2 separate regions of the Homo sapiens genome follow, and region 1 is linked to region 2. Evidence: chromatin contacts called from ENCODE Hi-C or POLR2A ChIA-PET data. All regions are on one chromosome and are shown on one strand. Each heading gives the region's core, a stretch centred on a gene start or an enhancer-like site at or near the end of the contact. The rest is flanking DNA. Distances are from core to core; before and after follow the strand shown. Region 1 overlaps LOC124905150 (a long non-coding RNA gene). Region 2 has its middle 290 kb from the start of EPIC1.

Evidence for each region. A loop is a pair of places that touch in the nucleus more often than their neighbours do. ChIA-PET counts read pairs that join two places held with the same protein, here RNA polymerase II (POLR2A). Pooled maps may share reads with other maps.
Region 1: a map with no recorded cell type shows a loop between it and region 2 (14-fold over the local background). The contact joins two enhancer-like sites. A Hi-C loop is called at or near these places in 12 of 37 single-sample maps with no recorded cell type and 4 of 50 pooled maps. POLR2A ChIA-PET finds 5 or more read pairs at or near these places in 1 of 52 experiments (B cell).

Annotation. Positions count from the first base shown.
Region 1 is chr22:48,044,069-48,048,219 of GRCh38, reverse strand. It overlaps LOC124905150 (a long non-coding RNA gene), which reads left to right. Exons shown (of 2, transcript XR_007068162.1): 2 at 3,219-3,510. Among named protein-coding and RNA genes, the nearest start is that of MIR3201, 230 kb to the left of the region's middle. Within about 2 kb of position 2,624, at least 2 of the 41 ENCODE cell types and tissues checked have a DNase peak (open chromatin) inside an H3K27ac peak, as active enhancers do.
Region 2 is chr22:47,916,369-47,920,905 of GRCh38, reverse strand. No RefSeq gene overlaps it. Among named protein-coding and RNA genes, the nearest start is that of EPIC1, 290 kb to the right of the region's middle. Within about 2 kb of position 1,647, at least 2 of the 41 ENCODE cell types and tissues checked have a DNase peak (open chromatin) inside an H3K27ac peak, as active enhancers do.

The DNA.
Region 1 (4,151 bases), core at 1,375-3,874, 130 kb before region 2:
AGTCAGCTGAACCTTGCACGGCTCCTCCCAACACATGACCTTGCAGAAGAGATTTAAATTTCTTCTCACATCAGGGTCTCAGCACAAGTGAGGAGGCCATGAGGACCATGTCATCTACTGCTGAGGGAATCAGGAGTTGGAGCGTCTCACTAACAGCTTAGGATGCAAGGTGGGCTCGGTTCATGCTGACGCAGTTCTCAGCCCCACAGTCAGGAAGGCTGTAGGCCCCGCAAAAGGAAGAGTCCACCAGCAGGGCAGGAGAGCGATCCAGGACCATCACTGGGCCAGGGCCAGGCACAGGAGCCAGCCTCTGGCTTTGTCTTTAGCATGGACTGAGCACAGAGGCAACAGCCCCTGAGTACCCACCTTGAACGGAGGGGACCCTTTCCCCCAGCCTGTTCCAGCCCAGCGGAGCCATGGAGAAGCCCAGAGGCACTTCCAAGAGGGGGAAGCTCCCAGGCTGTGGATTCAGGATGTGTTAGTTACCTACAGCTGCCCTAATAAATTAACCCAAACAAGGTGGTGTTAAAACAACAGGCATGGACTCCCTCACAGTTCTGAAGGCTAGAAACCCCAGATGGAGGTGACGGCAGGGTTGTCTCCGTCTGCAGGCTCTGAGGGAAAGTCTATTCCAGGCCCCTTTCCAGCTTCTGGGTACTTCAGGCCTGTAGAGGCACCACCCCCATCTCTGTCTCCATCTTCATGTGGCCTCCCCTTGTGCTTCTCCCCATCTTTTCTAGGGACGCTTGTCATTGGATTTAGGACCCACCCTAATCCAGATGAGCTCATCACAAGACTCTTTTTTTTTTTTTTTGTGAGACAAGATCTTGCTCTGTTGCCCAGGCTGGAGTGTAATGGCACGATCTCGGCTAACTGCAACCTCTGCCTCCCAGGTTAAGAGATTCTCCTGCCTCAGCCTCCTGAGTAGCTGGAATTACAGGCATGCACCACCATGTCCAGTTAATTTTTATATTTTTAGTAGAGATGGGATTTCACCATGTTGGCCAGGCTGGTCTCGAACTCCTGGACTCAGTTGTTCCACCTGCCTCAGCCTCCCAAAATGCTGGGATTACAGGTGCGAGCCACTGTGCCCGCCCACAAGATTCTTAATTGCATCTGCAAGGACCTTTTCACCAAATAAGCTCAGATTCACAGGTCCCAGGGGCTACAATGTGGACGTGGTATTTTGGGAATCATCATTCAACCCACTACAAGAAATGAGACTTACCTCCAGCTCAGGGAGCAGAGGGCACCCCCCAGTGTAGACAGCGCTGAACCTCAGTGTGGGAAGGGAAAGACAGGAGTAGCAACAATAGTGAAAGAATAAGAATACATCTTGCCCGGGCTTCCTGTCAGGAAGGAGCATGAAGAGAGAAGCCGTGTGTATGCGTGGACTGATGTTTTTAATAATGGTATCTCCTGAGCTGCATCCCACACTTAGGGGTAACTCTCATCCTATGTCCAAAGCTCTATGTCATGGAAATCAAATTTAAAACTGACACCAAGCATCGAGATGAGAGCATTTGGGCGTCAGAGAGCATCACTTGTACACATTCAAAAAGAAAAACCTTGGAGCTGGTTATGAGGCTGCTACCAGGCACAGGCCTCAAGGAAGTCCGAGGGTCCCCTCTGCTCAGACCCAGAATCCCATGCCGGGGGTGGACGTGGCTTTGGCAGAAAGAGTTCTGGGAAGCTCCTCACTGTCAAATGCAGAGCGGAGGCCAGGAGAGGACCCTGGTCCTTGGAGTCACCCAGGAGCTCACCTTTCTGGGCTCCTGGGCTCTGAATCCACTCCCTAGCACAAATTCATGGGTTTCTTAGACTAACTTCTATATGTTTTTATAATGGGAAGAAATGGCTTATAAGATTCAAAGCAATGAGACCTTCGTAGCACTCAGTTCAGTGCCAGGCACATGTAGACAGGAAATCAAAGTCAGTGGCTGTTCAAGCTGAATTCACGTCCAGGCCCTGCCACCAAATTGCCGAGCAACTTTGCTCCCCTGTGAGAGAAGGTGAATTCTGCCCAGTGTCCCAGTTCCCTGTATAGCAAGCATCCCGAGCACAGTGAGGTTTGGGACGCCGGTTCAGGAGATCTAAGCTCAGGTCACTGAATGGTTGCCATTCCGCAAAAACAGAAGTTGGGGATTGAAAATATTTCAGGTAGCCTGACACGGTGGCTCACGCCTGTAATCCCAGCACTTTGGGAGGCCGAGGCGGGTGGATCACCTGAGGTCGGGAGTTCGAGACCAGCCTGGCCAACATGGCGAAACCCCATCTCTACTAAAAATACCAAAAAAAAAAAAAAAATTATATGGGTTTGGTGGCAGGCGCCTGTAATCCCAGCTACTTGGGAGGCTGAGGCAGGAAAATCGCTTGATCCAGGGAGGTGGAGGCTGCAGGGAGCCGAGATCGCACCACTGCACTCCAGCCTGGGCAACAGAGTGAGGCTCTGTCTCAAAGAAAAAGAAAATGTTTCAGGTGTTCCATGGAGCAGTGTCACTGCCACTCCCTGCTGTGGGGAAAGGCAGAGAGGGAAGGCAGCTGTGAGTGGAGACATCACTGTGGTTGTGAATAAACCACTGAAACCATCGTCCCACAGCAGGCTGGTGGGTGGGGAGGCCCTGGGGTTAGACCTAACACCCTCCTTCCTGAGGGCCGACATTGGACAAACAGGTGTTTTGACTGTTGAAGACACACAGCTGGGGTCTCACAGCCAGCTCAGCCCAGAATGAAGCTCAGAGACCAGAGCTCAGCTCCTGAACAGGCGTCCCCAACCTCACTGTGCTCAGAACCCTTGCTGGACTGGGGACTGGGGAGACTGAGCAGAATTCACCTTCTCTCACGGGGGAACTACCTGGCGATTTGGTGGCAGGGTCTGGACATGAATCCAGCTTGAACAACAGCTGAGTTTGACTTCCTGTCTACCATGTGCCTAGCACTGAGCTGAGAGCTTTGAAAATTTCATTGCTCTGAATCTTAGAATGCCCAAAAAGGTCATCATGAAACCCATTTTACAGATCACGAAACTGCCATAGCAACGATCCTTGATGCATTTATTAAATTCATCCATCTGTTCAGCTTCACAGCCTGAGATTTTTCAGATAATTTAGACAACGGGAGTTTGTCTGACTTCAGTTATTCAGTTAGTGGCTCATACACAGAATATCATAACCAGAAAGATTTTCCTAAGGGTGGCATCCAATTTCTTCATTTTACAGAGGATGACACTGAGGTTCTGGGACGACCTGTGTCTCACCCAAGGCTGCCTGGGTAAAGGGGAGCAGAAACAGGTAGAGGGAGCTGGTCTCCTGAATCCGATCCAGCCCCGTTTTCCTGCCAAGCCCTGGGATGAGGACCTGAGACGCCTTCTCCCACCCACTGCTCTGCGCATTGCACAGAAGAGCGGCTGCTGGTAAAGTTCTGGGAGTTCTGACACATGCACGCCACAGAAACACAGGACTGGGGGTTGTCACCGCTATCAACGTTAATGACAATAAAGGGAAAACAGCATTTCAGTGTCACTTCACTGAGCCATGATTACTCATGCTTCCAGCAAATACTCAAGGAATCAGCACCCCCTACCATCCCTGCTTTATTATGTGTTTTTTTTTAAGCCAGCTCCACTAAACACAGGCTGCATCTGAGGCTGAGGCTGGTGTGGGGGTTAAGTTTCCTGGCAACACATCTGCTCCTTAGCCCTGAAACTTCAGGTTCCTTCTGGCTGGGGGCTGGGGGCTGGGATTGTTTCTGTAGTTCTCATTTCAGACTCTGCTGATGCCAATAAAAAGAAACAATGTCTATCTATCTATCTATCTATCTATCTATCTATCTATCTATCTATCATCTATCCATCTATCTATCCATCTATCTATCCGTCTGTCTATCTATCCGCCTGTCTATCCGTCTATCTATCCATCTATCTACCTATCCGTCTATCTATCCGTCTATCTATCAGTCTATCTATCCATCTATCTATCCATCTATCTGTCTATCCGTCTGTCTATCTATCTATCTATCTATCTGTCTGTCAATCTATCTATCCATCTATCTGTCTGTCTGCCTATCCATCTACCTATCCGTCTGTCTGTCAATCTATCGTCTGTCTGTCAGTCTATCAGTCTATGTATCCATCCATCTATCTATCTATCCGT
Region 2 (4,537 bases), core at 398-2,897:
CTCATGCTAAGGACGGCCTCTGAGCTGGGCATGGTGAGGCTCGGCTGTTGCAAATCCCCACAAAGTCCAGCCACAGAACAGCAATCCAGGCTCAGGCAGACATGGTCAAGGCTGGCCCTACATCAGGATCTGGAGCTTGGAGCCTCCAGCAGAGGCTGGGAAAGGAAGGGGTGAGCAGGGGCCATGCAGGAAGGGGTGAGAAGGAGTCCAGGTCACCACGGGAAAGGCAGAAGTGAGGAGGATGATGGCCATAACCGCAATGAAGGCAGTGACTTCACCACACAGTAGGCATGCTTAGAGTGGGGGGCCCTGGAGTGTCGACGGGTGGTTAGTGTGCACTGCATGCTGGGCCTTGAGTCCTGCTTTCCAGGACTGACGTGTAATCCTCTTGCCAACCCTACACAGCACAGACGATGATGAGTATTTTGAATTTATAGATGAGGAAACTGAGGTTCAAACAGATTAAGTAATCAGAGTCCAGGTCTGTCTGATCCACAGGCCTGTGCCTTCCACACGGCGCTATCCTGCCTCACGGTGGGAGGGCGTATTCAGTAGGGGCTCAGCATATTCAGGATAAGGGACTCACAGACAAGGATATCAAAGAATGACTGACAGGTGAAATCCAGGCTGGGTCAATTCAGAGAAGGCTCTGGAGGAAGGCTAAGGGGGTGCGACTTAATTCACACTGGTGATGGGGAGCCAGTAAAGGATTCTCAGCCAAATGGAGCAGGTTGGAAACTTCTTAGGGTGATTGGCAGAGGGATTGGAGCCCTTTAGGTGCATGGTCACGTAGGAGAGCCCCATGTTCGGGCAGGTTTGCAACTTCAGCAAGCTTTATTGTATGGGTACATTGTGTGCCCAGGTGGGAATAAGCACACTTCGAACAGAATTCTTGAGCGGGGGTGGGTGATGCTTATCTGGTTGTGCCATTTGGAGCTCTATCTTCTTGTTCCAGGGATCACAGAACAACCATTCAGGTGGATGATGCACGGAGGAATATTTAACTTAGAACATGATGGTGAGTTCAAAACCATTGTTGACAACAGCCTGAATCTGCTCCACCTCTGAGCATGCCACATCCATCAGTGCAGGTCTAGGTACAGACAGCCAAATGTGGACAATGGCCCACAGGTTGATGTCCGGTGCTTTGAGCAAAAGGCAAGGTGAAGACTCTGTGATTGCAGAAACAGGAAGATAGGGCCTTGGGGCTGCTGGGACCTCGATTTCCTCTCTTCATTTTCCTGGGAGGTCTGTGCTGCTCTGGGCACATGCTGCCAGTTCAGACACCACATTCTCAATCCTTACACATGTGCTTGTTCAAGGTTCTTTCAATAAGCAGTCTCTATCGATCCATTTTTGCAAGGTTTGCTCCCTCCTATGTGCTGTAAAATGCTGCTGCCTGTGGTGCTGAGTAACTTGGGGATGGCCACACTGGCTTGCCAGGCTCCTCAGCCCCCACCCCAGGGAACTGGGAGCTGCATCATGAAAGGGTCAAATGCAGAGAGACTGCCCAGCGCCCACGGTGGCCCAGCAGGCTGGGCATGCGTGATCTCCGGGCATACAGCTCGGGCCCCTTGTTGAATAAGCTCTACCTGTAGGAGCCAACAGCCAGCCGTTAGTGCTGCCGTGGAGCCTAATTGAGAATTACCAGGTGGCTGAGGCCCAGACAGGGCTTTGTGCTGGGGTACTCAAGCAGAAATGTTGCTCAGCCCGTGGTGATCCTATTAGGAAGCGGAGAAGTTAATGAATAGTGTGTTCTTTCTTGCTTTCCCTGTCTGCCTTCAGCACGTTGTGTTTATCTACTTATGTATGGAAATCCAGGCCTTCTTAGTAGGCAGAGCAGAGAAGCAGCTTCTTGTCTCACCGAGGAACTGCACAAATCATTCCATTCAGGCAGAAGGCTTGATTGGGCTCTTTGAGTCTAAATAAGATGTCCTTAACCCTTCCTCCACCCAGACCCTTGTTGTTTGAGATGGGCTCTTTTAGGCTGCAAGAAACAAAGAAATGCTCAAAGAACAAAGAAATTCCCAGAGAGAGATTTTTATTATAAGCTACAAGAGACACAAGAGGAGGAAGAACAGCTGCAGAGCCGGCTCCGGAAGCAGGAGCTCGCGAAGGGCACCCAAGGTCGCCAAGGCTCTGGCTGAGCTACCGTGCCGTGTCCTGCGGAGGTGCAGAGGCTGTGGTTTCCCGTGTGAGTTTCACGTGTGTGACTTTCTCTCATGGCCTCCTCTCTAGCACTCAAGTGCAATCAATCAGACAGGGGGTCTGATGGCTCCCGCCAGTCACCATCTGTGGGGCCAGGCTTCCTCAGGGGGCACTGTGGGTGTGGAGGGAGTCTGGAGCCATGCGACTTCCTGGAATAATCTAGGACATCTGTCAGAACATGGAACTGCTGTTATTTGACAGAAGCAGCAGCCACCACTGTCTGAGCATTGATGGTGCACCAACCACTGGGCTCAGTGTCTGTTGCAGTTATCGAATGTTGCATGATGGATCACCCCAGCACTTAGGGGCCTTTATCGTGTACACAGATTCTATGAGCCATACATTTGGGAAGAGTTTGCTGGGTAGTCCTCGCTTGGGGTCTCTCCTGTCTGCAGTCAGATGTTGGCCAGGCTGTAGTCATCAAAGTTTGATTGAGATGAAGGGTCTACTTCCAAGGCCTCATCCACATGAGTGGCATTTGTTGCCAGCTGTTGGCTGGGGGCCTGGATCCCTCTCTGCACAGAACTGTCCATGGGGCTGCCTGAGGGTCTTCCTGGTGCGCTGGTTCCTTTCTCTCAGAACTAGCAATCCAAGACATACCGGGTGCAAGCTAAAATGACTTGCATGAATTAGGCATTTTCTTTGTATCCCCTGTCCTGATACCAGTGCCTGGCATGTAATGGCACTTCCTTCCTAACTGAAGGAAGAAGAGAAGGAAGGGAGAAAGGAGAGGGAGGGAGGAAAGAGAGGGAGGAGGGAGAGGGAGGTAGGGAGGAAGGAGAAGGAGGAAGGAGAGGGAGGAGAGACAAGGAGGAAGGAGAGGGAAGAAGGAGAGGGAGGAGGGAGAGGCAGTAAAGAGAGGGAGGAGGGGAGGAAGGACAGGGAGGAAGGAGAGAGAAGAGGGAGAGGGACTTAGGGAGGAAGGAGAGGGACTAGGGAGGAAGGAGAGGGAGGGAGGCAGTAAAGGGAGGAAGGAGAGGGAGGGAAGAAGGAAAAATTGTCAAAGTTTGATTGATTTTTCTAAATTAAAGAGTCGCAATACTAAGCTTTTAACCATGCATCAGGACAGATTACAGAGGGCCCTGGGATTGGGCCCATTGCTTTTGGGAAGCAGTGCCTGTTCATGGTTCTGTGCAGGGTGAGTGCCACTGAGTTACACTAATAATCTAAGCCTACCCAGTGGGTTTCTGCTAATGATAAACATCTGAGAACTCACTCAATTTTTCTCCTTCCTCGTTTGCTGACCCTTACGTCAAGGTGTGTGTGAGTGGCCCTGCACCTGAGGATTTCTTTCTTCTGTTATTTTCAATACCAGCTAATTGCATCCTCTCTAAGGCTGCCCCTCCGGCCCAATCCTGCCCCCAGACTGTGACCTCAGCAGGAGCCTTTATACCCTCCCTCCTAACTGCTAAACACTTGGGATTTCCAAGGGCTTGACATAGAATTGGAAGATGTCTAATTAAACTGATTCTTCAGTGTTTGTGAATAAAACAAATGTCCAAGAAGCCATAGAGCATCAGACGCCAAGGACAGGGAAGGGTCCCAAAATCTGGGACACCAGCTGCTCCCCATTTATGATGTGGGTGCTCAGGCTGTGGGGGGGCGGACAGAGGACTGGGAGGAGGAGGAGGTGACCTTGGAAGTTGTTTTTACTAGAGAATCTATAAAATCTGTATGTAAGGAAGCTTCTTTGTTTATGAGCTCATTTTTGTCCCAGGCAATAACTTGTCCTATGTCATGGCGTGATGGTTAGTTCTGAGTGTCAACTTCATTGGATGGAAGGATACAAAGTATTGATCCTGGGTGTGTCTGTGAGGGTGTTGCCAAAGGAGATTAACATTTGAGTCACTGGGCTGGGAAAGGCAGATCCACCCTTAATCTGGGTAGGCATCATCTAATCAGCTGCCAGCATGGCTAGAATATAAACAGGCAGAAATATGTGAAAAGAGAGACTGGCCTAGCCTCCCAGCCTACATCTTTCTCCTGTGCTGGATGCTTCCTGCCCTCGAACATCGGACTCCAAGTTCTTCAGTTTTGGGACTGGGACTGGCTCTCCTTGCTCCTCAGCCTGCAGACAGCCTATTGTAGGACCTTGTGATCATGTGAGTTAATACTTAATAAACTCCCCTTTATATATCTATCTATATATATATAAAATTATTTCTGTATATATACAGAATATATGGAATATGTATATTTCCTTATTTCAGTGAATATATATACAGAATATATGAAATATATATATCCCATCGTATATATATATATCCCATCATATATATATATATATCCCATCATATATATATATATCCCATCATATATATATATCCCA